2 separate regions of the Homo sapiens genome follow, and region 2 is linked to region 1. A link is a loop called in an ENCODE intact Hi-C map of the cell type or tissue named here. Cell type or tissue: mammary epithelial cell. All regions are shown on one strand. Links, peaks and the distances in the headings refer to the core of each region. The heading gives the core; the rest is flanking DNA. Region 1 overlaps AGO3 (argonaute RISC catalytic component 3). Region 2 overlaps AGO3 (argonaute RISC catalytic component 3).

What was found. Hi-C counts contacts between places; a loop is a spot of excess contacts. Peaks named below come from ENCODE experiments on the same cell type or tissue, not always from the same donor. Only the 100,000 strongest peaks of a DNase experiment are listed, where the experiment ranks them.
Region 2: it touches region 1 in a loop (2.0-fold over the local background); 2 of 110 quality-filtered maps call a loop at or near these places.

Annotation. Positions count from the first base shown.
Region 1 is chr1:36,025,645-36,041,769 of GRCh38, reverse strand. It overlaps AGO3 (argonaute RISC catalytic component 3), which reads right to left. Exons shown (of 19, transcript NM_024852.4): 12 at 14,472-14,656; 13 at 7,437-7,596; 14 at 5,503-5,593; 15 at 1,786-1,980; 16 at 1,329-1,463. Among named protein-coding and RNA genes, the nearest start is that of TEKT2, 50 kb to the left of the region's middle. RefSeq lists an enhancer at 6,278-7,477. In mammary epithelial cell, for the core only: no CTCF peak of the experiment used is centred there; a DNase peak (open chromatin) is centred at 6,959; H3K27ac peaks cover 1,309 bases.
Region 2 is chr1:35,967,184-35,983,308 of GRCh38, reverse strand. It overlaps AGO3 (argonaute RISC catalytic component 3), which reads right to left. Exons shown (of 19, transcript NM_024852.4): 4 at 11,077-11,285; 5 at 9,798-9,934. Among named protein-coding and RNA genes, the nearest start is that of AGO3, 44 kb to the right of the region's middle. In mammary epithelial cell, for the core only: no CTCF peak of the experiment used is centred there; no DNase peak of the experiment used is centred there.

The DNA.
Region 1 (16,125 bases), core at 3,616-11,615:
AGAGATGTTAAGTTGCTTGCCCAAAGGAATACAGTGAGTATGTATGGCAAAGAAAAACACCCCTCTCTTAGTCCTTTCTATCAAATCCCTTTCTCAAGGGGAAACAACACTTGGTATCATTAGATTTCTCTGCTCCAAGATTTACAGGATGGGGGCAGATGTGATCAGAGCACTGAAAATGACAGTAAGACTGCTGTCTTGCTGCACACAGATAAGAAAACATATTTCTGGCCGGGCGCAGTGGCTCACACCTGTAATCCCAGCACTTTGGCAGGCCGAGGCAGGCGGATCACAAAGTGAGGAGATCGAGACCGTCCTGGCTAACACGGTGAAACCCTGTCTCTACTAAAAATACAAAAAATTAGCCGGGCATGGTGGCAGGCGCCTGTAGTCCCAGCTACTCAGGAGGCTGAGGCAGAAGAATGGCGTGAACCTGGGAGGCGGAGCTTGCAGCGAGCTGAGATCGCGCCACCGCACTCCAACCTGGGCGACAGAGTGAGACTCCGTCTCAAAAAAAAAAAAAAAAAAAAAAAAGAAAACATATTTCCTTAGGTATTTATACCTCTCTTTCCTTCCTAATTATAAAAAATATACATTCACATTATAAAATGCATAAAATAATTCTGTGAACTTTAAAGGAAACATGGCTAAAAGTTAGTTTGTATAAATTTCCACTTTTTTTTTTTTTTTTTTTTTTGAGATGGAGTTTTGCTCTCTTGCCCAGGCTGGAGTACAGTGGCACCATCTCGGCTCACTGCAACCTCTGCCTCCTGGGTTCAAGTGATTCTCCTGCCTCAGTCTCCCGAGTAGCTGGGATTACAGATGTGCGCCACCACACCTGGCTATTTTTTGTATTTTTAGTAGAGACAGGGTTTCACCGTGTTGGCCAGGCTGGTCTTGAACTCCTGACCTCAAGTGATCTGCCTGCCTTGGCCTCCCAAGGTGCTGGAATTACAGGTGTGAGCCACTGTGCCTGGCCTGAATTTCCACTTTTTTAAAAAACTAATTTGTATGAGATATTTTAAAAAGAGAATGTACTGTTTTTTCTGAAGATTTTAGGAAAATATGAATAGAAGAATAATTTTAAAACCATGAGTTTCTTCACAACAAAAAAGTAGAATGAGATTTTGAATATTTGGAGTGTGACTAGAAATTCTAGAAAGTTAAAAATAATCTATTTTGATGCTTCTATACTCATAATGTAATTGTTGAAATTTGCTACTATATATTGGAAATCCTGCTGTTGGCAGAGGGCCCTTGTTGAATGCTCTATGAACTATGTTGGATAAGCTTGGTTTATAACAGTATTACAACAGAGGTGAGATTACCCTTTCTGTCCTATCAGCACAAAATAATCGAGTGTGATGTCTCTTCTGAACTACAATGTAGGTTATTCCAGGTTGATAGTCTTTCTCCAAACTGATGCAGGCTTCTCGAATTGCTAGTAGTTCATAATATAATACCTAGAGAATATGAAATGGAAAGATTCAATATAGTCAGCTATTTGTTTTTATATACTTCAAAGTAGGATAATGATTTAATCTCAGGATTCCTTAATTTCACCACTCTATAGCTAATAGATTCCATTTTAACGATTATTAGAACATGGTCTTAGCAAGCAAGGCATACACATTCGTAGTGAACATTTTCAAAAAGACAATCTAACAAAACACCAAGTTTTGACTTGGGGAACTCTAACAAGGTTTTTAACTCTAGAACTAGACACCATATTATAAACACAATATCTGATTTCACCATAGTCTGATGAGATTCTAGGTAACCAACCTGCCTAAACTGCCCCTCTGAAACACCATCCCGATAAAAGATGATACGAGTAGGCTTGAACCGAGTTGACTTATAAAATTGAATAAGAAGTTCCCGGACCATGGAGGCCAAGTCCTGGATGATCTCCTGTCGGGGTCTCTGAACTCTTACTGTGGCACAGTATCTGCTTGGGTGTGCATCCATACTACCTACAACCTAGGTTAGAAAAAGTAAAATAAATAAATAAATAAATAAAAATAAATGATAATCAAAATTACATGAATTTCATTTACATTTTTATTTTACTGTAACCTGTTCATCACTGTTTACTTTGAAAGTAATCAAAAATAGTAATTCTGAGTTGGGTATGACGGCATGTGCCTATAGTCCCAGCTACTCAGGAAGCTGAGGCAGGAGGATCACTTGTGCCCAGGAATTTAAGGCCAGCCTGGGCAAAATAGCAAGACCCCATCTCTCTCTCTTTCTCTCTTTTTTTTTTTTTTTTTTTTTTTTGAGACGCAGTCTTGCTCTGTCATCAGCCTGGAGTGCAGTGGCACAATCTCGGCTCACTGCAACCTGCACCTCCTGGGTTCAAGCGATTCTCCTGCCTCAGCCTCCAGAGTAGCTGGGACTACAGGTGTGCACCACCACCCCCAGCTAATTTTTGTATTTTTAGTAGAGATGGGGTTTCACCATGTTGGCCAGGATGGTCTTGATATCTTGACCTCGTGATCCGTCTGCGTTGGCCTCCCAAAGTGCTGGGATTACAGGCATGAGCCACCGCACCCAGCCTACCCCATCTTTTTAAAAAATTAAAAAGAATAGTACTTCCCGTTGAAGAACAGAATAAAACACCTAGTATAGGGTAAAAAACTATTTTCCTATAACTAGGCTGAACTATACATTTAACAATTAGATTCTTTGTGTTGTTGGTAGACTTAAAGATTAGTAAGGAAAGAAAAAGACAAAAAGATGTGTATAAGAGAATAAGAGAAAAGAAATAAGAAAAAACAAGGACCAATTCAAACCACTGATTTTTCTTCCTATCTCTTCCACTTTAGCAACCTATCTCAGAAGCCATACTTAAGACTTTAGCTTCATCTTAGAACTGTTACGCTTCATAAATTTTAAAATCAGAATTTTCCCTCTTGGCCTGAATCTATACAGTCTTATTGAGCTGCATTTGTGTTCTGTATCTGGTCCTCAGAGAAGTTAATCTTGGTTTTGAAACTAGCTATATTAATTTCTCTTTCTGTGTCTAATATTGTTATGTCTTTGGAGAAGAGACCTCAAAGCATGAACTTATAACATTATTCTGATCAGAGCCTAGAGCTGGTCACTGCCTCCAGACCCTTTCTTCCAGTTAACCTATACCAAAGTCATGCTTCAAAAATGGAACTTTGACCATTTCTTTCCCTTGAAAGGTATCTCGCTACTTAAGAATAAATCCAGGCCGGGCACGGTAGCTCACGCCTGTAATCCCAGAACTTTGGGAGGCCGAGGTGGGCGAATCACAAGGTCAGGAGATCAAGACCATCCTGGCTAACACAGTGAAACCCCGTCTCTACTAAAAATACAAAAAATTAGCCGGGTGTGTCAGCGTGCACCTGTAGTCCCAGCTACTCAGGAGGCTGAGGCAGGAGGATGGCGTGAACCCGGGAGGCGGAGCTTGCAGTGAGCCAAGATCGCGCCCACTGCATTCCAGCGTGAGCTACAGAGCGAGGCTCTGTCTCAAAAAAAAAAAAAAAAAAAAGAATAAATCCAGACCCTCGGATGGAACAAAATGCCTCACAAAGGCTTCCTAGCCTCATAGCCTGCAGTATACTATGTTCCAATTCCTTGTATTTCTCAACATTCCCAAAACACACCAGGTTCTTGCAACTTAAATGTTGTTACTTCGTTATCATGATAACACCTATTATACTATGTGGCACTCATTACTTACTTAGTTTCTCACACTACTCTCTAAGTTCTTGGAGATAGAAGCCATATAGTGAAAAAGAATCAACCAATAAATTCTATTTACAAGACTTCTGAGAACCACAAAAGAAAGTGGGTATTTGGTAGAAACGGATTTAGTAGAAAAAGACAATGACTACCAGAAGTCCAAAGGAATTAAAATATGCTTAAACCTTTGTGGAAAATGACCCAAAGTAGCAAATCCAAGGAAGTCTTTTGAGTTCCTTTCTTTATCATTTTATCATCTATAAGAACACTTTAATGAATGTTAGAGATGACTCAATACAACCACTGAACATTTAAAGAAAATAATTCATGTATAACATTAAAAATACAAAAGCAAGAGAATTAATAGATAAAAATTAATTTCCTTTACTAATGAAAATAGTTTTGAAATCATGAAGTGGAAATTTAAATATTACTATCATTTTCAGGGATGAATTAGATTTATCAGATTCATAAAACAAGATTTATGTGAAGATTATAATGTATCATAGAAAAAATATTAAATCTTTTTTTTTGTTTTGAGATGGGGTCTCCCTCTGTCACCCAGGCTGGAGTGCAGTGGCATGATTTCAGCTCACTGCAACCTCCGCCTCCCGAGTTCAAGTGATTCTCTTGCCTCAGCCTCCCGAATAGCTGGAATTAAAGGCACCCACCACCACGACAGGCTAATTTCGTATTTTTTATACAGATGGGGTTTCACCATGTTGGTCAGGCTGGTCTTGAACTCCTGACGTCAAGCGATCCACCCCCGCCTCAGCCTCCCAAAGTGCTGGGATTCTAGGCGTGAGCCACCGCGCCTGGCCAATTAAATCTTACAGTTTAATTTCTGAAGTTTATTAAATATGCCTAAAAGATGTTCATATTTTCGAAATGTTGGCTATTTGTTAAAATCAAGTGATTTTCAAAATAGGTAAAATATTATCAAGCTTTCTCAAGTTTATAAGAAATACACTTAAACTGAGACAAAAAGGTTACAAACACAGAGAGCAAAGAAATAACAGGCAGATGTTAAAAACAGGAGTGGCAGTAGTAAAATAAAGAATTTGGCTGGGCACGGTAGCTCACACCTGTAATCTCAGCACTCTGGGAGGCCGAAGCAGGTGGACTGACCGAGATCAGGAGTTCAAGACCAGCCTGGCCAACATGGTGAAGCCCCGTCTCTACTAAAAGTACAAAAAATTAGCCGGGCATGGTGGCAGGTGCCTGTAATCCCAGCTACTCGGGAGGCTGAGGCAGGATAATCGCTTGAACCTGGGAGATGAAGGTTGCAGTGAGCCGAGATTGTGTCATTGCACTCTAGCCTGGGCAACAAGATAACTTTGTCTGAAAAAAATAAATAAAATAAAATAAAATAAAAGAATTCAGGTGCAAAGTATTGACCTGGATGAAGGTGGGAGACATTTTATATATAAAAAATGTAATCCACCAAGCTTATATGTAGTGTATCTTTCTATGACAAAGACATTACTGAAATATACAAACAAACTATTCAAAACAACAAAAAGTAACTAAAAATGCATAATCATGGAGAGGTCAAGTAGACAAATTAAAGTATAATACAGAAGATTTGAATAATATAACTAGCAAACTTGATTTAATAGATACATATGGAACTTCCAAACTCCAAACCAGAGAATAATCATTCTTTTCAAAAACCCAAAGAACATTTATGAAAGTTGGCTACAAAGAAAATATTAAAATTCAAAAAGTTGAAACTGCAAAATTGATACTGGTCTGTCAACCTTAGGTAAGATAAACCTGGCTAACACTCACAGCAGCAATAGAAGGCTTCTTTCCATCACCAGCAGGTGGATGAGTGACATCGGCTCCCAAAAAGATCACTGGTTGCTGGAACACAGAAGGTCTTAAACACATTTTGAAAAAGGGTTAGATATTTCATTTTTTCAGTATCCATTTATCTGTTTCACACAATTGCAACGTAACTTCAAGTTATTGACAGCACAGAGGAAGTCCTATGTAATCCAAATTTTTTTTTTTTTTTTTTTTTGAGACGGAGTCTCGCTCTGTCACCCAGGCTGGAGTGCAGTGGCACGATCTCGGCTCACTGCAAGCTCCACCTCCCAAGTTCATGCCATTCTCCTGCCTTAGCCTCCCAAGTAGCTGGGACTACAGGCGCCCGCCACCACACCCGGCTAATTTTTTGTATTTTTTAGTAGAGATGGGGTTTCACCATGTTAGCCAGGATGGTCTCGATCTCCTGACCCTGTGATCCACCTGCCTTGGCCTCCCAAAGTGCTGGGATTACAGGCGTGAGCCACCGCACCCGGCCAATCCAAAGTTTTATTCACAGCAGAATTTTATCTAAAATAGTGGTGCTGGTGGTTGAAAAGGGCTGTATTAATATTAACAGATGCTAGTATTCTCCAACATGGGCACAAAATTATAAACTTCCTTATGATCCACAAATTTTTATCACTCTTTAAAAAAAGACTTATATTTTAAACCTATGTAATCTCTCAAGGGAAAAAGGAATCATTACACTTCAGACTGGAAGGGATTTTGGGAATCCACTACTCCCACTCCCTGGCCAAAAGTATAAATTTGAGTAACATATATTCAATGGTCATAAAGGAAGCTAGGACTTCCTTTTATTTTACTTTATGTTATTATTGTTTTTTTGAGACAGGGTCTCACTGTGTTGCCCAGGCTGGAGTGCAGTGGCGTAATCACAGTTCACTGCAGCCTTGACTTCCCTGGGCTCAGGTAATCCTCCCACCTCAGCCTCTGGAGTAGCTGGAACGACAGGCACATGCCACCACACATGGCTAATCTTTCTATTTTTTTGTAGAGATAAAGTTTCACCATGTTGGGCTTGTTGATAAAATTCTTTATTTATCTCATTTACGGATCTCATCTCATATTTAACAGGGGTAGAAAGTAGAGATGGCATGGAAAAACAGGAAAAAAAGGACTTTTGTGTCAAACAAACATGGGCCAATTCTTATTCTAATGTTTATTTGTGGTGTACAGTTAACTTTTTTGAGGCCTAATTGCTTCAACTATTAAAAGGGAACTTGTTCAATTCTCTGAAAAATGACCTCTTCCTCAGTGACTTGCACAATAAGCTACCTCCTGTTTCTAGGTCATGTTGTCTCTTACTTCCTAAGAGCTCCAGCTCTAAGAAGGGTGATCTAACAGTAATGTGTTTTCTCACTGACTATAGCAGGAAGGCTGATATGGCTTACTTAATTGACTAATCTGGGCTCCCAGTTCCTTCTCTCCTTCACATTCCAGGTAGGTGAGTAGTCTCATGAAACCAGGTTGAAGATGATTACCAAATAAAGTGAAAATTCTTCAAGCTGGGCTCTCCAGTGAGAAATAAAGCACTGGATACTTTCTGGCTAGGTAAGAGGTACTTTGCATACTAAATGAAAATTTTTGGGGCTTGAGCCTGCTCCCACCCTCTGGAGTGTACTTTCATTTTCAGTAAATCTCTGCTTTTGTTGCTTTGCTTCATTCTTTCCTTAAAAAATAAGATAAAATAAAATTGTGGGGGGCATTTTCACAAGAGAATCTCTGAACCTTGCCAATCCAAATTATTTTTTTACCAAAATGTCTACGAATCTCCCATAGTAGGAATTATTAAGGGGGTCTCTTACACAGCCCTTATAGTAGTTAGATATGGTCATATATAGACAAATGAAGATATAAAAATAATATTTTCATAAGCGATTAGCATATCTTACCTTTGATGAGGTACAAGAATATTATTGATCCCTCCGAGTTTAACATTTATCTTTAGGCACAAGTTTGACAGAGTTTGAGGAGATGTTTTTATTACATTCTTGACTTGAACACATTGTGTAGCCATACCCAAAAGTGTGTCTCCTACACGTTTCACTTCCGCTATGGAATAGATGCAAAACCTCTAGTCAGAAAAAAAGACCTGAAAATAATTTTACATACTGAAAATAAAGCTACTATGTTTCCCCCTTAAAATCCATCATTGTATTACAGGATACCAAAAATTATGCCAATACAGTACTAAGGCGATGCTGTTAAAATTGAAAGTATACTGCTTTGAAGACTAGCTTAAGTATTTAGTGACAATTTTTCTAGTTGTTTTCTTCTTTGTATAAAAAGGTATATTTTTGCCATAGCATAACTGCAATAACTGAAAAGCATAAAGTGAAACATGCACATAATCCCTTGTTATCGTTTTATAGTACTCTCTTCCAATAATTTTCTCATTTATATTATTTTAATGTACTTGTAATCACAGTACACTTACAGCTTTCAATCCTATTCTCTTATCTTTAATTTAAAAATTCAGAGGTATTATAGCGCAAAGAACAAAAGTCCCCTGTTCCTTTCCTCTCCTCTGCCATTATAACCATCATAAATATTTCGGTGTATATAACTTTTTTTTTTTTTTTTGAGAGGATCTCACTCTGTCACCCAGGCTGGAGTGCAGTGGCATGATCATGCATCACTGTAGTCTCGACCTCCTGAGCTAAAGCGATCCTCTTGCCTCAGCCTCCCAAGTGGCTGGAACTACAGGCATGCACCACCACACCAAGCCTTTTTTTTTTTATTTAAGTAGAGATGAGGGAGGTCTCACCATGGTGCCCAGCCTGGTCTCAAACTCCTAAGCTCAAGTGATCCTCCTGCTCCAGCCTCCCAAAGTGTTGGGATTACAGGCAAGAGCCACTGCACCCAGCCATAACTTCTTTTTTTTTTTTTGAGATGGAGTCACATTCTGTCACCCAGGGTAGAGTGCAGTGGCGCGATCTCAGCTCACTGCAACCTCTGCCTCCTGGGTTCAAGCAGTTCTCCTACCTCAGCCTCCCGAGTAGCTGGGATTACAGGTGTGCACCACCTCACCTAGCTAATTTCTGTATTTTTATTTACTTTTTATTTTTTTTGTTTTTATTTTTTATTTTTGAGATAAGAGTTTCGCTCTTGTTGCCCAGGGCTGGAGTGCAACGGCGCAATCTCGGTTCACTGCAACCTCTGCCTTCTGGGTTCAAGTGATTCTCCTGCCTCAGCCTCTTGAAGTAGCTGGGATTACAGGCACCTGCCACCATGCCCTGATAATTTTTTTTTTTTGTATTTTTAGTAGAGATGGAGTTTCACCACATTGGCCAGGCTGGTCTTGAACTCCTGACCTCAGGTGATCCACCCGCCTTGGCCTCCCAAAGTGCTGGGATTACAGGCATGAGCCACTACGCCCAGCCAATTTCTGTATTTTTAGTAGAGATGGGGTCTTGCCATGTTGGCCACGCTGGTTTTGAACGCCTGACCTCAAGTGATCCACCCGTCTTGGCCTCCCAAAGTGCTGGGATTACAGGTGTGAGCCACTGCACCCAGCATAACTTCTTATATATAAAAAACATAGAAAAATGGGTGCAATGTCTCACACCTGTAATCCCAGCACTTTGGTAGGCTGAGGCGGATTGCTTGAGCCCAGGAGTTAGAGACCAGCTTAGGCAACAAATCAAGACCCCATCCCTGCCAAATTTTTTTTTTAATTAGCCAGGCATGATGGTATGTGCTTTTAGTTCTAGCTACTCAGGAGGCTGAGGCAAGAGGATTGCATGGGCCTAGGAGATGGAGGCTGCAGTGAACTATGATCGTGTCATTGCACTCCAGTCTGGGTGACAGAGTGAGACCTTGCCTTAAAAAAAAGGACAAATGACAATACACATTTCTCTAAAGAAGATAAACAGAAAAATGACCCATAAGCACATGAAAAGATGCCCAACGTCTCTAATCATTTAGGAAAATGCAAAATCAAAGACATTATGAGATACCACTTCACACCCATTAGGATGGCTACTATCAAAAAGCCAGAGAATAACAAACATTGGGGCAAGGATGTGGAGAAACTGGAACTCCTGTGCGCTGTTGGTGGGCATGTAAAATGGTGCAGCCACTGTGGAAAACACTGTGGAGGTTCCTCAGAAAATTAAAAATAGAATTACCATATGATGCAGCAATGACACTTATTAGATGTATACCCAGAATAGCTGAAAACAGGGTTGTGAAGAGATATTTGTACACCTATGTTCATAGCAGCATTACTCATGATAGCTAAAGTGTAGAAGCAACCCAAGTGTCCATCAACAGAAGAATAAACAAGATGTGGTGTATACACACACACACACACCCCCCGCCCCCCCACACACACATATACAAACAATGGAATATTATTTGGCCCAAAAAAGGAAGAAAATTCTGACATATAGTACAACATGGATGAACCTTGAGGATATTATGCCAAAAGCCAAATATTGTAGGACTCATGTACATAAGGAAACTAGAATAGTCAAATTCATGGAAGCGGAAAGTAGAACAGTGCTTTCCAGGGGTTACGTGAGGTTTAATAGGATATTAAAGTTATTGGTTAATGGATAAAGAGTTTCAGTTTGGGATGATGGAAAAAAGTTCTGGAAATGGATAGTGATGATGGCTGCACAACATGTGAATGTTCTTAATGTCAGAATGTAAGAATTCCAGAATGACTTAGTACTTGAAATTATGTGAGTGAATGATTTGCAAGTAAACATTAAATCATTATGTGGCTCAAAAAAAAAAATGAAGGAGAAATAAAGAGTTTCTCAAACAAATAAAAACAGGGTATTTGTTGCTGGTAGAAATGCTTGGCAAGAAATATTAAAAGAATTTTCCAGAGAGAAGGAAAATGATACAGATCAGAAATCATAAATGAAGGAAAAGCAGGGTACAGTGTGGGTCATGCCTGTAGTACCAGCTACTGGGGAGGCTGAGGTGGGTAGAGTACTTGAGCCCAGGAGTTTGGGGCTGCAGTGCACTATGGTCATGCCTGACAATAGCCACTGACCAGCATGGGCAACATAGCAAGACCTGTCTCTAAAAAACAAAACAAAACAAAAGTAAGGAGGAAGGTTGAAGGTCAGCAAATAAATAAAGGTAAAATAAAATCTTGTATTTTCATATTCTTAATTGAGCTAATAGATGATTATTTGTTCAAAATAGTAATAGCAACAGTGTATTGGGTAGTTATAGCTTATGGATAAGTGAAATAAATGACAGAAATATAAGGTACAGAAGGGAAAAATTGGGAGTATTCTGTTACAAGGTATCTCTATACTATCTAAGAAGTGGTATAATGTTACCTAAAAGTAGACTCAGATTAGTTGTAAATATATATTAAAAAGTCTAGGGAAAACACTACAAAAATTTTTAAAGGAAGTCTAACTAATATGTTAAAAGAGAATGAAAAATAGAATTATACAAAATGCTCAATTAAAACCAGGAGGGGCCAGGAGCAGTGGCACATGCCTGTAATCCCAGCATTGGGAGGCTGAGGCGGGAGGATGACTTGAGGCCAGGAGTTCGAGACCAGCCCAGGCATGTTTACAGTTTTGATGAAAAAGGTAATATCAATTTATACTACCATCAGCAACGTATTAATACACTGCATACTCACAAGCACTAGGTATTATAATATTTAAATATGTTTGCTAATTTAGCAGCACAAAATTTTTCCCTTTATTGATTTGTACTTTTCTTCTCTCTTTTTTTTTTTTTTTTGAGAAAGGGTCTCGCTCTGTTGCCCAGGCTGCTGGAGTGCAGTGGCATGATCTTGGCTCACTGCAACCTCCACCTACTGGCTCAAGTGATCTTCCTATCTCAGCCTCCCAAGTAGCTAGGACCACAGATGTGTACTACCATGCCTGGCTAATTTTTCTATTTTTTTGCAGATATGAGGTTTCGCCATGTTGCTCAGACTAGTCTTGAATTCCTGAACTCAAGCAATCTGCCCACCTTGGCTTCTCAAAATGCTGGGATTACAGGCATAAGCCACTGCATCTGGCCTGTATTTTTCTTTAACTATGAATAAAAACAAACTTATCATATATTTACTTGCTTTGTTTTTACTAAATTTCAGTTTATAATCTTTTCTCATTAATCTAAAAAAAGAAGGTTTTTATTTAACTAATAATAAACTATTTGTTTATTGTTTCTATTTGCTACAAATATTTTCCACACTCTATTGGTTTTCTTTTCATTTTAGTACATCCGTGACATGTAGGAAATTTAGGGGCCAGGCGCAGTGGCTCATGCCTGTAATCCCAGCACTTTGGGAGGCTGGGGTGGGCAGATCACCTGAGGTCAGGAGTTTGAGACCACCCTGGCCAACATGGTGAAACCCTGTCTCTACTAAAAATACAAAAATTAGCCAGGCATGGTGGCACGCGCCTATAGACCCAGCTACTAGGGAGGCTGAGGCAGAAGAACAGCTTGAACCTGGGAGGTGGAGGTTGCAGTGAGCTGAGATCATGCCACTGCACTCCAGCCTGGGCAACAGAGGGAGACTCTGTCTCAAAAAAAAAAAAAAGGGCCGGGCATGGTGGCTCACGCCTGTAATCCCAGCACTTTGGGAGGCTGAGGCGGGAGGATCACAAGGTCATGAGATTGAGACCATCCTGGCTAACACGGTGAAACCCTGTCTCTACTAAAAAATACAAAAAAATTAGCTGGACATGGTGGCAGGTGCTTGTAGTCCCAGCTACTCAGGAGGCTGAGGCAGGAGAATGGCGTGAACCCAGGAGGCAGAGCTTGCAGTGAGCCGAGATCGCACCACTGCACTCCAACCTGGGCGACAGAGCGAGACTCTCTCTCAAAAAAAAAAAAAAAAAAAAAGAAAGAAAGAGAAAATTTAATGTTTACTCAGTACTCAGTCAAATCTGACAATTTTCTTTTGTGATTTCTTCTATTATTTCTAAACTTACATGATTTTACCCCGTTCAGTGGTTTGAAAATTATATTTTCTTTGTATTTTTCTACGATTCAATGATTTATATTTAGCTTATTAATCTCACAAAATTTTGTTTATAATAATAACAGTTAACATTGACTGTTTACTATATGACAGGTGCTATTCTAGGCCCTTTACATATTAGACTCAGTTAATCCTTACAACAACCCTATATATGGATTAGGTATTATTAGTATCCCAGGGTATGTGTGCTATATATCAAGGAAGTATAACTGATACACTAAAAGAGGAAAGAAAATAGAATCATATAAAATGCTCAATTAAAACCAGAAAGAGGCTAGGTGCAGTGGCTCACACCTGTAATCCCTGCACTTTGGGAGCCCAAGGTTTAAGGATTGCTTGAGCCCAGGAGTTTGAGACCAACCCGAGAAACATAGTGAGATCCTGTCTCTACAAAAAAATAAATAGACTAGTTCAACCATTGTGGAAGTCAGTGTGGCGACTCCTCAGGGATCTAGAACTAGAAATACCATTTGACCCAGCCATCCCATTACTGGGTATATACCCAAAGGACTATAAATCATGCTGCTATAAAGACACATGCACACGTATGTTTATTGCGGCATTATTCACAATAGCAAAGACTTGGAACCAACCCAAATGTCCAACAATGATAGACTGGATTAAGAAAATGTGGCACATATACACCATGGAATACTACGCAGCCATAAAAAATGATGAGTTCATGTCCTCTGTAGGGACATGGATGAAATTGGAAATCATCATTCTCAGTAAACTATCGCAAGAACAAAAAACCAAACACCGCATATTCTCACTTATAGGTGGGAATTGAACAATGAGAACACATGGACACAGGAAGGGGAACATCACACTCTGGGGACTGTTGTGGGGTGGGGGGGGGGGAGGGATAGCATTGGGAGATACATCTAATGCTAGATAACGAGTTAGTGTGTGCAGCGCACCAGCATGGCACATGTATACACATGTAACTAAACTGCACATTGTGCACATGTACCCTAAAACTTAAAGTATAATAAAAATAAATAAATAAATAAATACAAACAAAAAAAATAAAAAAATAAAAAATTAGTCCAGTGTGGTGGCACATGCCTGTAGTTCCAGCTACTTGGGAGGCCGAGAAAGGAGGATTGCTTGAGCCCAAGAGGTCAAGGCTGCAGTAAGCCATGATTGCACCACTGCACTCCAGCCTGAAAGAGTGAGAGAGATCCTATCCCATACATACACACCACATACATACATAAATATTGTCCCAATTCCAGAGATGAGGAAACTAAGGGCTAGTGTGATTAAGTAATTCAGCCAAATCACACAGGTAGTAGAACCGGCAGTACCTGAATATTGAGCAACACAGTTTAATTTGATAGCCTGTGCTTTTAACCACTACATTATACTGATACTCAAATTATCTCAATGCCATTTTTATTCAATAATTCTTTCTTTAGCCATTGTTATGTAATGCCTCTTTTCACTACTGAAACCCTTTTTTTTTTTTTTTGAGACGGACTTTCGCTCTGTCGCCCAGGCTGGAGTGCACCGGTGCGATCTCGGCTCACTGCAAGCTCCACCTCCTGGGTTCACGCCATTCTCCTGCCTCAGCCTCCTGAGTGGCTGGGACCACAGGCGCCCACCACCACGCCCAGCTAATTTTTTGTATTTTTAGTAGAGATGGGGTTTCACCACATTGGCCAGGCTGGTCTCGAACTCCTGACCTCAGGTGATCCACCCGCCTCGGCCTCCCAAAGTGCTGGGATTACAGGCGTGAGCCACCACGCCCAGCCCGGAAACTCTTTTTACAATGTCTCATCTTGGACTATTTAGTTTGCTATATTAATTTGTCTTCAAGTAATAATACATGGTTTTAAATACTGTATCATAAAATATATTTTAATATTTGAAAGTTTTAGGATATGTTTCAGTATAATCCTAAAAGGACATCAAGTACTTGAGGAAAAATGCAGTCTTAAGATATCCTTACCATACACTGGTGTCTTCCCCGGCAGGATGACGATAATAAGCTGTAGGCCAGAATATGTGTTCTTGAGATGCCGGAACATGGGCTCTACGCTGTCTGCCCCCTGTGCATATTTGCAGAAGCATGGCTGGCCCTGGATGGGCATCCCTGCATCCTTAGAAATCTTACGCAGCTGGTCTGTGAAACCCCTGGAAGGAGAAACCACTAAATATAAAACCTTTGTCTAGTCATGAATTCCTACAAAGTAGTAATGGGAAGTTTGGGAAGGGAATGGAAGGATGAAGCAAAGATTTGTGTGCTTCATATATGAGAGGTCACCAGACTACTGATGTTAAGCGTAATGGTCTGTCAGTAATCCATTTTGCAAATGAAGAACATTCTATACAGTTATACGGCATTCTGTAGTTTACAAGGAGCATTACTAATAGTATATGCTGGTTAAGAGCTCAGCTCTAGAGTTAGTATGGAGAGTTCCATTCCCAGTTCTGCTACATACTACTATGAAATTTTAGGCACTTACTTCAGTTTTCCTCATCTGTAAAAGGATTGCTTCAACTATAGGGTTGGTGTGAAGATTAAATGAGATCATATATGTAAAGCACTTAGCACACCATCCAGGACCATGGTAAAAACTTGATACATTTTAGCTATTGTTTATTTTCTAATTTGATCTCACAAGATTCATAAGAAAGAGGCACGGCAGGTATTATTCCTGTTTTACAGATCAGAAAATAGTTTCATAGACATTACATATTTGGCCAAAGTTCAAATGATTAGACAAATGGTAGAGCCAGAATTTCTATAGTATTACCTATCTCACACTAGGATAGCAGGAAAGATTATGCCCTCAGAGGATTTTTTTAAAATATAAAAACAAAATTTAAAAACAGATGAGGCTGGGTGCAGTGCCTCACACCTATAATCCCAGCAATTTGGGAGGCTGAGGCAGGAGGATCACTTGAGGTCAGGAGTTCGAGACCAGCTTGGCCAACATGGCGAAAACCCATATCTACTAAAAATACGAAACTAGTCTGGTGTGGTGGCAGGCACCTGTAGTCCCTGCTCCTTGGGAGGCTGAGGCAGGAGAATCACTTGAATCTGGGAAGCGGAGGTTGCAGTGAGCTAAGATTATGCCACTGCACTCCAGCCTAGGTGACAGAGTGAGACTCTTGTCTCCAAATAAACAGATGAGGCAGGCAGCATTTTAATGTACTTTGATTTACACTGAAAAACCCCCAAAACCAATTTCTTTTTTTTTTTTGAGGTGGAGTCTCACTCTGTTGCCCAGGCTGGAGTGCAGTGATACAATCACAACTCACTCCTGCAGCCTCAACTTCCCAGGCTCAAATGATCTTCCCACCTGAGCTTCCCAAGTAGCTGGGATTATAGGCATGTGCCACCGCGCCTGGCTAATTTTTGTATTTTTAGTAGAGATGGGGTTTCACCATGTTGGTCAGGCTGGTCTTGAACTCCTGACCTCAGGCCATCCACCCACCTCGGCCTCCCAAAGTGCTGGGATTACAGGCATGAGCCACTGCTCCCGGCCACCAATTTCATATTTATAGAAAATTTTGAATTCAGTATAAATAAGCAATAATGAGCAACAATCGCTTCACTGGTTTTTTAAAACAATTGAGGTCCTAAGTCAAGGATCTGA
Region 2 (16,125 bases), core at 4,771-12,770, 60 kb after region 1:
TAAGCCATCATGGCAGGTGTTGTTTTTAATGTGTTAACTTGCTAGGCTACCAGCTGCCATTTGTTTAATCAAACACTAATCTAGGTGTTGCTATGAAGGTATTTTGTAGATGTAATTAAAATCCATAATCTGTTGACTTTAAGTAATGGAGATTATCCTGAATAATGTGGATGGGCCTGATTCAATTAGGTGAAAGGTCTTAAAAGTAGGGCTGAAGCTTCCCTGAGAGCAAGAAATTCCACTTATAGATAACTGCTTCAGCCCATGCCTGAATTTCCCTGCCCTTCCTGACAGCCTGCCCCCAAAATTTCAGACTTGCCTAGCTAGCCCCTACAATTGCATAAACTCTCTCTCTATACTTCGTACTGGTTCTGCTTCTCTAGGTTCTGAACCTTGACTGATATGCCAGGCTTGTAGTTTATTTGCAAAAACAATTCTTTCAAAAATCTAGTAAAGCTCTGGTCTATTTTTTTCCAATCCGTTCCATGTACCAGTACTACACCCAAAGTTTTTTTTTTCTGGACATGGTTCTTAAACCTATTTTTTCAGCTTAATCCTTCCTCTCCATCCCACATTAGACCATCACCATCTCTTACCTGAACTAGTGATTGAAAAGCCTCCTAACTGGCTTCTCAGATTAGTTTTTTCTCCTCTATCTATTCTCCACACTGCTGCCAGAGGTCTCTTTCTGGAAAACAAATATGATCATGTCACTATCCTTCTTAAAAACCTTTGAAGTATCCCTATCTAAAGGATAGAGAGAAGTTTTCCTATTTCATTGATTTGTTTTTATCTTTTATTTCTTTCTATTCTCTTTGCATTTAATTTTCTGTGATTTTTCTAACTTGTTGAGAATGAATGCTTATGTCACTGATGCTTTTTTCTTTTAAAATCGGCATTTCAAGTTTTAAATTCTCTCTAAGCATTGCTTTAGCTGATCATACCAGTTCTGATATGTATTGTATTCATTGTCCTTCAGTTCAAAATTTTCTCTGTGATTTCTTTAAACAAGGGGTTATTTAGAAATCATTTCTTTATTTTTTAATAGAGATGGGGTCTCACTATGTTGCCCAGGCTGGTCTCAAACTCCAAGGCTCAAGTGATCCTCCCACCTTGGCCTCCCAAAGTGCTAGGATTACAGGTGTGAGCTACCACACCCAGCCTAGAAATTATTTCTTAATAATTTTCAAAGCTGGACTTCAAGTTCTAGTAGGAACATAACAGCAATTTAGTTCCAAATTTTCCCATCTTTCTCCTAGAACCTGTACAGAGCAACAAAAACAATGTTAAAAACAAAAAATACCATATATCTTTAGTGAAACTAGGGGATAATAAAAACCTAAAAATGCCAACTTCTAAGTAAATATGACCCAAAGTACTTGAGACTAAAAGAAGCCACATCTGAGCATGAGAGAATGACAAGAAGTATAAAGGAATCTGGTGGGGGAATAGCACATATTTACTCCCAGAAAGAAAAGAATCTATACCAAGCGGGAACTACAATGTTTAGAACTGAGATTAAATGGGGGATTCTCAGAAGGAGGTAAGGAAAGGAGGTGTAGAAAGTGGCAGAACAATAAGTGGAGGGTGGTTTGGAAGTGACAGATCTCAGAAAGGACCACCCTTTTACAAGTGAGGCATGCTCTTTTGTAATTTCTTCTTTTGAAGTAGTTTCGAACTTACAGAAAAGTTATAAGAATAGTACAAAAAACTCCTGTATACCTGTCACAAATTCTTTAATTGTTAACATTTGAGGCAGGCAATTTAAAGGGTAGGAGGTGCATCCCTTGGTAGCAGAACTAGTCAGGACCTGGGGAACTCATGGCTGGTAGTTCATATTACTTAAACCCCTTAAGTTACTGAGAGGCATAGGAGATGTGGCTGCATTTTGAAGAAAGAGTCCACCAGAACAATGGAGGAGAGAGGCCTTGAGCACAGAAACCTGGAAAACTATCTTGCTCCGAAGGTGTTCCTAATGTTCCTAACACCCTTAAGTCCCTTCTAACAGATGGTTTGGGAAACTCATCTCATGCCAATATAAGCAACAAAAAAGTGGTAAGTATACATACAATAATACCATAGAAAAAAATGTAAAAAGGCACCGCGACATTTCTGACAAAGAAAACTCAACAGACAATATCATCACAAAGCAGAGGAAAATTAAAACCCTACTTTTTACTCACACTGAAAAATTCCTAATGCAGTTATGAAGAAAAAGTTCAGAGGAGAAATTTAGAAACTCAAGGAGCAACTAACCAGTCAACAGGAGTTGTAGTGAAACAAGCATGGCAGAACTCAGAAAAGAAATGGGAGAAAAAGAATTTTAAGAATTAAAAAGATGAAGACTAAAATGCAATGAGCACATGGTAAAAATATACAACACCAAAGGCACAGTAAGAAGCATGTAGGATAGAAATTTTTTAAAAGTAAATAAAATGATGGATATAAAACTGACCCAAAATGGTCAACTAAGAAAACATCTAGTAATTTTACTGATGTCACTTAATAAAATAATTTCTAAATTATTTGGTATTTGGAAGAAATACTTTCAGCAATCACACACAAAAAAGCACACTCCTTCTAAGAAAAATAAAATCAAGCTGGCATCATACTTCTCTATTGAACAGTCAATGCCAGAAGACAGTGGAAAAATACCTACAAGGTACTCAAGGAAAAAGTGTGAGCCAACAATTCCACATCTAGCCAAACAGTCCTTCAGGAATAAGGCTACAGATAACTCAGGCCTTATTCATATGAGCATTTCTTGAAGAAACAACTTGAGGACAAACTGAAACCAACAAATGACCAGAAAAATTTCAGCAAAAGGACTGGCAGTGAGCAACAATACATTTAATTGCAGATTTAAGATTGAAAACAAATGGAATGAAACTGTTACATGGTCTAAGAATGTAGGAATTCAAATCAATGAATATATACAAATGGATGTTAAGAGTAGAATATATGAAAAGTAGAATAAGCTCAATGACTGCACCTCATGTGCAACAGGTAGGAGTCAAAGTTGAAAGTCAATCAGTAAAAACTTAAGCAACATGACAGAATAAAATTATAAAGAGCAATAAAATAATACTATATTGGCTAAAACTAGTAGAAAGAAGGGAAGAGAATAAAGCTAATGTAATTGTTACTCAATTAAGGGAAACAAAAGACTGCTTTAAAACAGAGGAAGATAGGTATCATATGAAGGTATAAGTATAAAGATAACCACTGGGGGGAAAAATCTTCCTAAGATGAGGACTACCATTTAAAAAGCACAGAAAACACAACACTCAAAGTTTCAAAATATATACAAATGTAAAAAATGGCATAAAATAATTTTACAAAACCATGACCAATGGTTGTGACTTGACAGAAAGATATGTCCTTCCTATCTATATCTGGCTTAATTCATCCACCAAACAGAAAAAAAGCTTTAAACTGACCCACAAAGCAAACCATTCTATGCTGTCATCAAGATATACCTGAAAAAAAAAGTTAAAGGATAGGATAAAGTTCACAAAAGCATGAAGTGCAATCTTTTTATTAGATAATGTAGAATTTTGGTCAAAAAGTACAAAAAGAAAGTCACTTATATAAAGGTTATAATTCATAACGAAAACAGATATGAATATATATGCTCCTAATACAGTAGCAACATTCAGAAAATGGAAATTACAGGAGATAAAAGAAGAAACAGAAAGATATTAATAATAGGAAATTTATTTATCCTAGTCTGAGAGAACAAAAAACAAAACTAAGGAAATAAATGACATAAGCAACATAATCAAACTGGTAGCTCTGATGGATATTTCACTCTAAACTAATATATGAATATATCTTATTTTCATATAGCCATAGAACTATCACAAAAATTGACCGTATATTGGGCTACAAAAAATACCTCTAGAAACTCTAAAAGGAAAAATACAAACCACATTTTTTTTTTTCTGAGAAGGAGTCTCATTCTGTCCCAAGGCTGGGGTGCAGCGGCGCGATCTCGGCTCACTGCAAGCTCCGCCTCCTGGGTTCACGCCATTCTCCTGCCTCAGCCTCCCAAGTAGCTGGGACTACAGATGCCCGCCACCACGCCCGGCTAATTTTTTGTATTTTTAGTAGAGATGGGGTTTCACCGTGTTAGCCAGGATGGTCTCAATCTCCTGACCTCGTGATCCGCCCGCCTCGGCCTCCCAAAGTGCTGGGATTACAGGCATGAGCCACCGCGCCCAGCCACAAACAACATTTTTTAACAACACAATGAAACTAGAAATTCACAACAAATCCAGAAAACAAAAAGATCTTCAATCTGAAAATTTGAAAAGTCTCTCAAACAATATTTCAAGCACAGAGGAAATACAAATGAAATTTGTGGAGTTTCTAGAAAATAATATTATGTATTTCTAGTTTCTAGAATATAATAAAAATACTACATATTAGAAGCTTTGTAATACGGCTAAAACAGTGATCACCAGAAAAATAATTGTTTTAAATATTTCCACCAACAAAATGAAAGTACATGTTACTAATCTAGCTAAAATAGATAGAAAAATAACTTTTAAGAATAATTCCCATTGTCAGCAAGGCCTTACTTTCCTCAACATCAGTATTGTGTCCTAATAACAGACCAGAAAACTGAGCCTCCAGAATCCCCAGGAAGCTGCTCTATCCTCAAAGAATAGTAAGACTGTTGTAACTTGCTCTGTCTGTAAACACACTTCAGGAAGGAAGAGGAAGTTGGCAGATATATTTTCAAATGATCTTCAACACAATTCTTGAGAGTTTTCTAGTGAGTTTAACGTTAATAAAAAAAAAAATTGTTTTCAGGCCAGATGCGGTGGCTCACGCCTGTAATCCCAGCACTTGGGAAGGCGGAGGGAGGCGGATCACCTGAGGTCAGGAGTTCGAGACCAGCCTGACCAACATGGTGAAACCCCATCTCTACTAAAAATACAAAAAAATTAGCTGGGTGTCGTGGCATGCACCTGTAATCCCAGCTACTTGGGAGGCTGAGGCAGGACAATCGCTTGAACCAGGGAGGCGGAGGTTGCAGTGAGTCGAGATCGAGCCACTACACTCCAGCCTGGGTGACAAGAGCAAAACTCAAAAAAAATTGTGTCAAGAAATTTGGGTACCTTACATCTCTAGAAAGAGTTCATCAAGATTTTATTTCATTGATTCAAGTATTTAAGTTTAAGTACTAAATATACACCTGAGCTAGAATAATAGAAAATATTCTTTATTATAGGTTTCAGTAATTCATTAATTGGGAAGACTATGTTACCAAAAAAGAAGTCAGGGCATAGGAAAAAAGGTTAAGGATTAAACTACTTAATTAAACAATCAGCATTCATTAACTATACTTTGTTCTTAATCAGAAAGCACTCAATAAATACATTTTGTTTTCTAAAATAAATATTTATGATGCCATACCGTCTTTTTTTTAGTTTTTTGATAAGAAGTAATAGATGCTTATTGTTGAAAGCTTGAAAAAGATGGAGAAAAATAAATACCACTGAATTTCACTACCTGAAAAAAAAGTAAAAAGAACAAAGCATACATATGCAAAATAACAGACTGGGAAAACCACAAAAATACACAGAATTTCAAAAACTAATAGAAACTAGCTGGGCACGGTGGCACATGCCTGTAATCCCAGCACTTTGGGAGGCCAAGGCAGGCAGATCTCTTGAGACCAGGAGTTTGAGACCAGCCTGGGCAACATGGTGAAATCTTGTCTCTACAAAAAATACAAAAATTAGCCAGGTGTGGTAACATGTGTCTGTAGTCCCAGCTGCTCAGGAGGCTGTAGTGGGAAGATCGCTTGACCCTGGGAGGTGGAGGTTGCAGTGAGCCAAGATTACACCACTGCACTCCAGCCTGGGTGACAGAGCAAGACCCTGTCTCAAAAAAAAAAAAAAAAAAATCATAATAACGATAGAAACTACTTTGTAAAACTCTGTATAATTAAATTACATATGAATAAAATAATTTTCCAGTAAAATGTGAGCTACCAAAAGTGAACCTAAACAGCCTGAACAGACTTTTTTTTTTAATTAAAAAAAAATTTTTATGGGTACATACTAGATGTATATATCTATGGGTTACACGAGCTTTTGATACAAGCATATAATGCATAATAATCAGATCAGGGTAAATGGGGTATCCATTACCTCAAGCATTTATCCTTTCTTTATGTTACCAACAATCCAATTATATTTTTAGTTATTTTTAATTGTACGATAAATTATTAGACTGATTTTCACAAAATAAATGAGGGAAGTTTTAAAACAGCTACCTAGCAAACCAAACCAAACCAAACAAAAAACGGCAGGTCACAAGGTTTTATAGGGGAATTCTACGAAATCATACAAGAGCTGATAATATCAATACTATTTTAAAACTGTTATACATTTTAGAAAATGGAAAACTTCTGAATTTTTTAGGAAATAATACCAAAACTTGACAAAGATTGTACAAAAAAGGAAGGCTGCAGATTAATATGACTTCTGCATGTTAATTTATAAAAGGAAAGTATTAGCAAACAGAATCCAGCATCAATTAAAAGAATCTAGGAGTCCTGGTTTGGTTCAATGTTTGTTAAAAATAAGAGAAATATCACATCATCAGCTCCATAGATGCTGAAAAGGCATCTGACAAAATTTAACACATACTCTTGATAAACGTACTTAATAAGAAACAGATATTCCTTAATATGACAATGTATACATACAATGCTTAATGCTTCTAGAGCAAGAAAGAAAAAGGACGCACATTAATCACTACTATTTAATCCTACCCTGTCTAATTAGTCTATATAATCTGATAAAAAAAATTAGAGGTATAAAAATCCAAAGGAAGAGGTAAACTTATCACTAGTTGCAGGTGATGATTATAACCTAGAAACCCCAATAAAATCGCTTGAAAAAATACCACAAACAATAATGGAATTCAATAACACAGAAAGAGAGAAAGTATACAGAAATCAAAAGCCTGAATATATATAAGCAATTACCAGTTAGTATCTATAAACCCATTTAATAGCAACAAAAAGGAGAAAATATCCTGGAATAACAAGAAATGGCCTGGGTGCAGTGGCTCACGCCTGTAATCCCAGCACTCTGGGAGGCTGAGGTGGGTGGACCACCTGAAATCAGGAGTTCGAGACCAGCCTGACCAACATGGTGAAACCCCATCTCTACTAAAAATACAAAATTAGCTGGGTGTGGTGGTGCATGCCTGTAATCACAGTTGCTTGGGAGGCTGAGGCATGAGAATTGCTTGAACCTGGGAGGCGGAGGTTGCTGTGAGCCGAGATCACTCCATTGTACTCCAGAGCGAAACTCTGTCTCAAAAAAAAGAAAGAAAAAAGAAAAGAAAGAAAGAAAAAAAAAAAGAAATGTGCAAAATTTATGTGAAGCTTTAAGATCTCTTGAAAATGAAAGTAATCTTAAACAAATAGAAAGACATAGTATATTCTTTGACAGAAAAGACAACACCTTAAATATGCCAATTTGTCCTAACTTAATTTATAAATCTAATAGGATCTCAATAAAAATAACAATCTGTCCTCTCCCACTCACTGGATCTAAACAAGGAATTTCTAAAGCTTATACATAAGAATGGTCTGGAAAACCCTGAAAAGAGAAAAATGGGACTAGTCCTATCAGATATTAAAAGTCATAAAAGAAATGACTGACCAATACATATGTATGTGTGCACACACCAACATACAAACAAACTTCTGCATGGCAAAAACAAAAACAACAACAAAAAAAACATCACAATACCAAAGGTCAAAAGACAAATAGCAACCTAGGTAAAATATCTGCAACTCATGACAGATGAACAGCTAACTTCCTTAATTTAGAAAGCATTCTCAGTAAATAAGAAGACGAAAAATCCAATAGAAAAAAAAGGGCAAAAGATATAAACTAACAGTTCATTAAAAAAGAAACACAAGTGGCCCTTATATTTGTGAAAAGGTAGTCAAATACAAATTAAGAAGACACAAGAAAACTGTTTCTTGCAAATCTGATTGAAGAAAATCTAAGAGTTTGATGATTCTAGTGGCAAAGATATAAGGAAACTGGTACTCTCATTCATTGATGCAAAATATTTACTATCTCTATGGAGTGCAATCTGGCAACAATGATACAAATTACAAATATTAATACATTTGCCCTTAACTCATCAGTCTAACCGCCAGGAATGTATCTTACAGACTTATCTTAATATACATAAAATGATGTAAAATAGAAAAGTTAAAAATAACCCTAGTATACATCTAAAGAAAACTGGTTAAATATATCCCCTCCTCAATCATATATTACACAATGGTAGGTGCAGCTGAAAAAATGAGGAAACTATACCCTAATCTGGAAGGATCCAGGGATCCTTGGAGGAATGTCTAATTTCAGGTACTGGGCAGGAAATATAAGATGAGCAAGGAATATCCTGCTGTGCCCGAAAGCAAGAAAGCTTTCAAACATTTACTAATTTTCAATAGGACACTGAGCTTTTCCACAGAAAAATTCCACCTAATGCAAAAAGAATAACAGAAAAATTACCAGTTCGTAATCCCTAGTGAAATAAATAATTTGGGCCACAACGATCAGTGAACAGAACATTAGCAATTCAAAGGTTAATTAAGAAATTTACAATGGAGAGATCTCTGAATCTACTGATTAATCTCTGAACCTAGAGACTGATTTTTGAATCACTAAAATTGGGACCACTAGATACTGTGTTTCCTAATATGACACGACATAAAGCACTTAAGCATTTTGAACCAGAATGGAATGAAACTTCTAAGCTAACTTTCATTTTCAGAAAAAACAGGGGATAGAGGAACAAGGTAATAACACAAGAAAACAAAAAGACAAAATCAGATTTGAACATATTCTACAGAACAAGTGACCCAGTTTTTGTAAAATGTCAATGGCATAAAGAAATAAGAAAACAGGAAAGGAAATGGGACTACTAGATGGCAAAAGGCACAATAATCAAATGTGATGTGTGGATCTTGTTTGGATTCTGATTAGAACCAGCTAACAAGAAAAAGGCATATTTCAGACAATCAGGGAAATCTGATTGTGGACAGGTATTAGAGGGTAAAAATAAATGCTTGTTTATAATTTTCCTACATATGATAATGCCATTGCTGCTATAAGAAAATATCCATAGTTTTAGAGGTACACATTGAAGTAATAGGGATAAAATAACATGCTGTCTGGAATTAGATTTAAAAACACTACTGTAGAGGAAGAAATGTACTCGGATTACGCAAAGGTAGAAAAATTCTGACAATCTGAGTAATGGCTACCTATGTGGTAGTTCATAATACTACTCTCTCTGTTTTTACATAAGCTTGAAAATATTTTGTAAGAAAACACCTAAAAACAAGAATGCAATTAGCATCACATTAAGACCAGCAGTGGGTATAACATCTGGGGGTCACCATGCCCAACAGAATTATCTTTCTTAAAATATATATTTCATAATAAAATGTTGGCTTAGAGTTAAAAGGGCAAAAGTGAGTTATAATAGAAGATTGCTCAGATAATCATCAGGGCTTTTAAATCTGTCTTCATGTGCTTGCTTCATGTTTAGCAGCATTCCAAGGTAAATTCTACAGGCTTTCTAAATGAAATGTAATAAAAATATAAAGGTTTCTCCAGTAGATCATAATACATGTCCAAATATTACTTCGAGACACCAGTATGTATAATTATATATAAAATTTATGTACACACATCATACAGAAATCCACCACCCAATACAGAATATGGCTTTAGTTCCCTTACCATCGATATTAAGCATCATTTTCCACATGGCAGGCCGAACAGACTGATGGAATCCAAACCACACTTCCCTGCCCCCTCCCAGAGGGTGGTCATATCCTTCTGGAGCGGAGAAAAATGAACGCCCCACAGGTGTGTATCTACAAAAATTAAAATGGCATGTTCAATCCTTTCCTTCTCATGCAAGTATTTAAATCTGCAGAAAAGGGGAGACTAGAGCACAATTAACATAATGATGCTTATCATTATGAATATATGAAACTAAACATGTTCCAAATTTGAGAAAGCAAAAAGTATCCACTCTAAATGGAAAAAAATCTACTTAAATTTTCCTTTCTCAAAATTGTTGGTTGAAATAAGAATAAATTTTATTTAAAATAATTTCTTAAAAATAGGTTTTAAAAAGTTAACAGTTCCGACCTTAAAAATGTTAACAAGTAAATAATTATTGAACAAAAAGGTATTTATATAAATGTGTTTGCAAGACATACTATTTTTCTTTAAAAAAAAACATACTGAGTCAGGTGTGGGGGCTCACACCTGTAATCCGAGCACTTTGGGAGGCTAAGGTGAGAGGATTACTTGAGTCCAGGAGTTTGAAACCAGCCTGGGCAACATAGGGAGATTCCATCTCTACAAAAAAAAAAAAAAAAAAAAATTTTTTTTTAATTAGTCAGGCATGATGGTGCATACCTGTGGTCCCAGCTACTCAGAAGGCTGAGGTAGGAGGATTGCTTAGGCCTGGGAGGTTGAGGCTGCAGTGAACCATGATTGTGCCACTGCACTACAGCCTGGGTGACAGAGTGAGACCATGTCTCAAAAAAAACCCAACCAAACAATAAAAAATACACGGGTACACATGCGCTCACACACAGGAGCATACCCTACACATGTGAGGTCCTAGGGTTATTGAAAAAAAGCAATTCAACACAATTTGATATTGTTGTATAAACAGTGAAATTACTTTTAAAACAAGATAACTAAATAAATACATCTGAAAATAGATCTGTTAAGACTTTTAGATCCTAAGAGAAAGGGTGAGATATTTTTCTATAAAATTATTCATGAGACTAGCTAAGCTAATGACGTATAGTTACTTGCAAAAGCCAGATAATTTTCTGTAACGTACTCCTGTCAATGAATTTGTATGGATGCTATTCTTGTTCAACATTTCAGTTGAACAATCAAAATATATGACAAATAAAGGTTTAACCAAGGGAAGCCTGCACAATTCATTCTTGGGAGTTTAAAATCTAAAGAGAAAAAAAGCAGAAGCACCCACTTCATGGAGGGCAGATGTCGTAGCACCACATCAACGGCATGGACAGGGTTAGTGCTGATTGGCTTGTCTAATTCCAGTGGCTCAGGCAAGGTCCGTCCTGTCAGTACTTCATGCAGTAGGTGCCAACTCACCCGAGAGACAAATTTGATTGACACCTTGAAAGGTCGATCTTTTCCACCTTCCCCAGGTAAAGTAACGTCTAAATCTACCTGTTGATGGGAAAAGAGTCAACTGGTAAATGTTGAAAAAGATAAATACAATTATTTTAGATTTAACTTATAAAAATATCTAAGAGAAAACATGGCAAAAATAAAGTCAATAGACTAAAATATACCATTTTTTTTTGTAGATAAAATTTAAATAACATAGTTACTCGTGCCAGCATTATGTGTCATTGCAAAATACTGGAAACTACCCTAAATGCTCCAACATCTATGCGGCTATGAAAAAAGAATGAGGAAAATCTCTTGAAACTGCCATGGAATAAATTTCCAAGCTATACTATTAAGTGACAAAAGCAAAGTACAAAAGATTACAAATATTATGACATCTTTTGTGTAAGAAAGGAGGAAAATATTCACATATCTGCTTACTTCTGCAAAAAGAAACACAGGAAGCATGAACCAGAAACAAAGAAACTAGTTACTTTCAAAGGATGGGAGGGAATGGACTGGAAAAAATAAGGACAGAACAATTCTGAGTATATGTTTTGGTATACTTTTGAAATTTGGAAGCATATTAAAGTTCTACATATTAAAAAAAAGAAAAAAAAAAGGCCAGGCGCAGTGGCTCATGCATGTAATCCCAGCACTTTGGGGGGCTGAGGCAGGCTGATCACTTGAGGTCAGGAGTTCAAGACCAGCTTGGCCAACATGGTGAAACCCTGTCTCTACTAAAAATACAAAATTAGCTGGGTGTGGTGGTGCATGCCTGTAATCCCAGCTACTCGGGAGGCTGAGGCACGAGAATCATTTGAACTCAGGAGGCAGAGGGTGCAGTGAGCCAAGATCACACCACTGTGCTCCAGCGTGGGCAACAGAGTGAGGCTCAAAAAAAAAATAAATAAATAAAATAAATATATATTATATATTTATAAATTTATAATTTATAATATAAATTTATATATTATTTATAATTTATAATATAAATTTATATATTATTTATAATTTATATATTTATAATAAAAAATATATATATATATATTTAGGCTGGGTATGGTGGCTTACTCCTGTAATCCCAGCACTTTGGGACGCTGAGGCAGGAGGACTGCTTGAGCCAGGGAATTTTAAACCAACCCAGGCAACAGAGCAAGACCTAGTCTCTACAAAAAATTAAATTAGCCAGGTGTGGTGGTGCACACCTGTGGTCCTAGCTGCTTGAGAGGCTGAGGCAGTAGGATCGTTTGAGCCTGAGAGGTTGAGGCTGCAGTGAGCTGTGAGTGTGCCAATGAACTCCAGCCTGGGTTACAGAGCAAGACCCTGTCTAAATAAATAAATAAATAAACAAAGGGAGGGAGGGAAAAAATTAAAACAGAATATCATAAACAGAATCAAATGAACCCAAATAAATTTCAAATAAATAACATAACCACATTGAAAAAAAAGAAAAAGGAAGCTCTAATTCAAGTAACTCTTGAACACAGTATGTATACTGACAATAGTCTTAATTCTAGGGGTAGAGAAAGGGTGGATTTAGAAGAATTGCATACAAAATAAAGCCTTGAATCATTAGTAGGTTTGTTTTCTCACAAACTATTTTATATGTACTGTAGGACTGAGCAAATGAGAAGGAGTGGTGATGTTTTGAGGAGCCAGGAATCTAACTAAAGAAGAAAGATACAAATATGAAATGGAGTGAGGAAAGGAAGAATCCCATGAGGCACGGACTAGAATTGGAAGAATCGGGTGTGAACTCACGATTTCCTATATATATGTGTTAGATTTACCATACAAAGTGTAATATGTTTTTATTGTCCGTTTTATTTATTTATCTACTTATTTATAAATTTCCTACCTCTATCCATTGAAAGGGCTTAGAAGCACATATACCCCAGCAGCTGTGAACATACCAGTACCCAGATTTTCATTTCAAAATTGCATTTGCCAACTAAAAGAAACCAGAGATCCTCAGAGAAATGGTTAGTTGCAGGACTGCAGCAGAGAAAACATAAAATAAACCAGGAACATCCTGTGCCAGAAAGTAATGAAGTAGAGTCATGCACCACATAATGATTTTTGGTCCACAATGGACCCCATATACACGGTGGTCCCATTAGATTATAATGAAGCTGCCTTATACAGGCGTACCATTTAAACAATCTTTTACAATGTATTTTTACTGTACCTTTTCTATAGTTAGATACGTTTAGATACACAAATATTTACCATTGTCTTACAAGTGCCTACAGTATTCGGTATAGTAACATCCTATATAGGTTTATAGCAATAATAAACCATATTATATGGTGTATGTGTGTAGTAAGCTATACCATTCAGGTTTGCGTAAGTATACACTGTGATGATAGCACAATGACAAAATTGCCCAAGGACACATTTCGCAGAGCATATCCCCATTGTTTTAGGTGATGCAGGATTGTATTCCCCAAAAAGTGTCATTTCAAAAGGACACAGGAGTCAGCTTAAAAGAGTTCCCACTGGCCAAATCTGGGACAATCTGGGCAGTGAAATCAATAAATAGAGTAAAAGAAAATATACTCCCTTACAGCAGATTAATGAACATACGGAGAATGAATGACAGAATTAGAAAATCACCACTTCTACATAGTAATAATCCTTTCAAGCAAGAATAATCAATTGCCAAGCAAGAATAATCAAAATCCAATGAGCAACAGGATCCTTAAAAGTATCTCCCATTTCAAAATTAAAAACTTCTGTGTATCAACGGACACAACATAGTGAAAAGACAACCTGTGAAATGTAAGAAAATGTTTGCAAATTATATATCTGATAAGAAGTTAATGTCCAGAATATATATAGTTAATATCCAGAATACAGAAGTTAATATCCAGAATATATATAAAGAACTCCTACAATGGTATTGATCAGTTTAGCTAAAAAAAATAAAAAATCTAAAAATAAAGAACTCCTACAACTCACTGCCCAAAACCCAAAACAAACAACCCAGTTCAAAAAATGGGCAAACAACTTGACCACAGATTTCTCCAAAGAAGATATACAAATGGCCAATAAGCCTACAAAGTTATACTCAACATCACTAATTGTTGGGGGACATGCAAATCAAAACCACAATGAGATATCATCTCACGCCCATTAGGATGGTTACTATTAGAAAACGAACAAAAAAAAAAACAAAACAGAAAACAAGTGTTGGCATGGAAGTGAGAGTTTGGAACTCTTGTTCACTGTTGGTGGGAATGTAAAATGATGGAGCCATTCTGGAAAACAATACAGCAGATTCTCAGAAAATTAATAATTATCACATGACCTGGCAAATTTACTTCTGGGTATATATCCAAAGAACCGAAAGCAGAGTTCAATACTTTTACATCTATGTTCATAGCAGGATTATTTGCAATAGCCAAAAGGTGTCCATTGATGCATGAAGGGATTAACAAAATGTGTTACATACATACAATGGAATATTATTCAGCCTTGAAAAGGAGATTCTAACACATGAAACAATGTGGATAAATTGTGAAATAAGCCAGTCATAAAAAGACAAACAATCTATGATTTCACTTACATGAGGTACCTAGAATAGTCAAATTCAGAGACAGAAAGTACTATGGTGGTTGCCAGGGCTGAGGGGAGGGAGCAATGGATACTGTTTAATGGATATGGAGTTTCAGTTTTGAAAGATAAAGACAATTCTGGGGATGGAAGGTGGTAATAATTATATAACAATGTAAATGTGCTTAATACCACTGAAATATACCTTAAAAATGGTTAAGACGGTAAATTTTATGTTACATATGTTTTATCACAATTACAAAAAGAATCTCCCTACAAGATGCTTATTAACTACAAGGAGGAAAAGAATACCCCAATAGGAGAAAACTGGCAGACACCAATTTAATCAACTGACCAAAGTTAACATCACCAATAATCACCAATAATGGAACAAATACATACTGCGTGCTTCCTGATATGATGCACTGATAAGGAAAGAATGGTTATATAATATTCCTGCCAATAATGCATAACCAGAATGTAATCAAGGGGAAGTATCAGACAAACCCAGACTGAAGGACATTCTACAAAATAATTTACCGATAATCTTCAACTACGTTACTGTCATGAAGGATAAAAAAAGGCTGGGGAAAGAACGACATGGTATCTATATCATGATCCTGGACTGGATTCTGTAACAGAGGAGAAAAATAATACTAAAGGGCATCATTGGAAAAACTGGTAAAACTGGAATTTGTATTGTTGATTAAATAAAAGTATCATATCAATGTTAAATTTAATGAACTTGATAACTGTACAAGGGTTTTTATCATTGTTCTTAGGAATATACATTAAAGTATTAAATACTGGCAGAGTGCAGTGGTACTCCCAAAATCCCAGAACTTTGGGAGGTTGAGCTGGGTGGATTACTTGAGGTCAGAAGTTTGAGACCAGTCTGGCCAACATGGCGAAACCCCATCTCTACTACAAACACAAAAAAATTAGCCAAGAGTGGTAGCACGTGCCTGTAATCCCAGCTACTCAGGACGCTGAGGTACAAGAATCACTTGAATCTGGGAGGCAGAGGTTGCAGTGAGCCGAGATCACACTACTGCACTCCAACCTAGGTGACAAAGCGAGACCCTGTCTCAAAATAAAATAAAATAAAATAAAATAAAATAAATATTAATGGGGCATGGTATGTGCAACCTACTTGTGAATGGTTCAGGAAAAAATAAGTATGTATGTACAAGAGAGAAAGAAAAAAAATAAAACAAAGGTGGAAATGTTCAGAACCTCAGTGAAGCTACATAAAGGGTGTATGAGAGTTCTCTGCATGATTCCTGCAACTTTTCTTTAAGTTTGAAATTATTTCAAAACAAAAAGTTAAAAACAATCA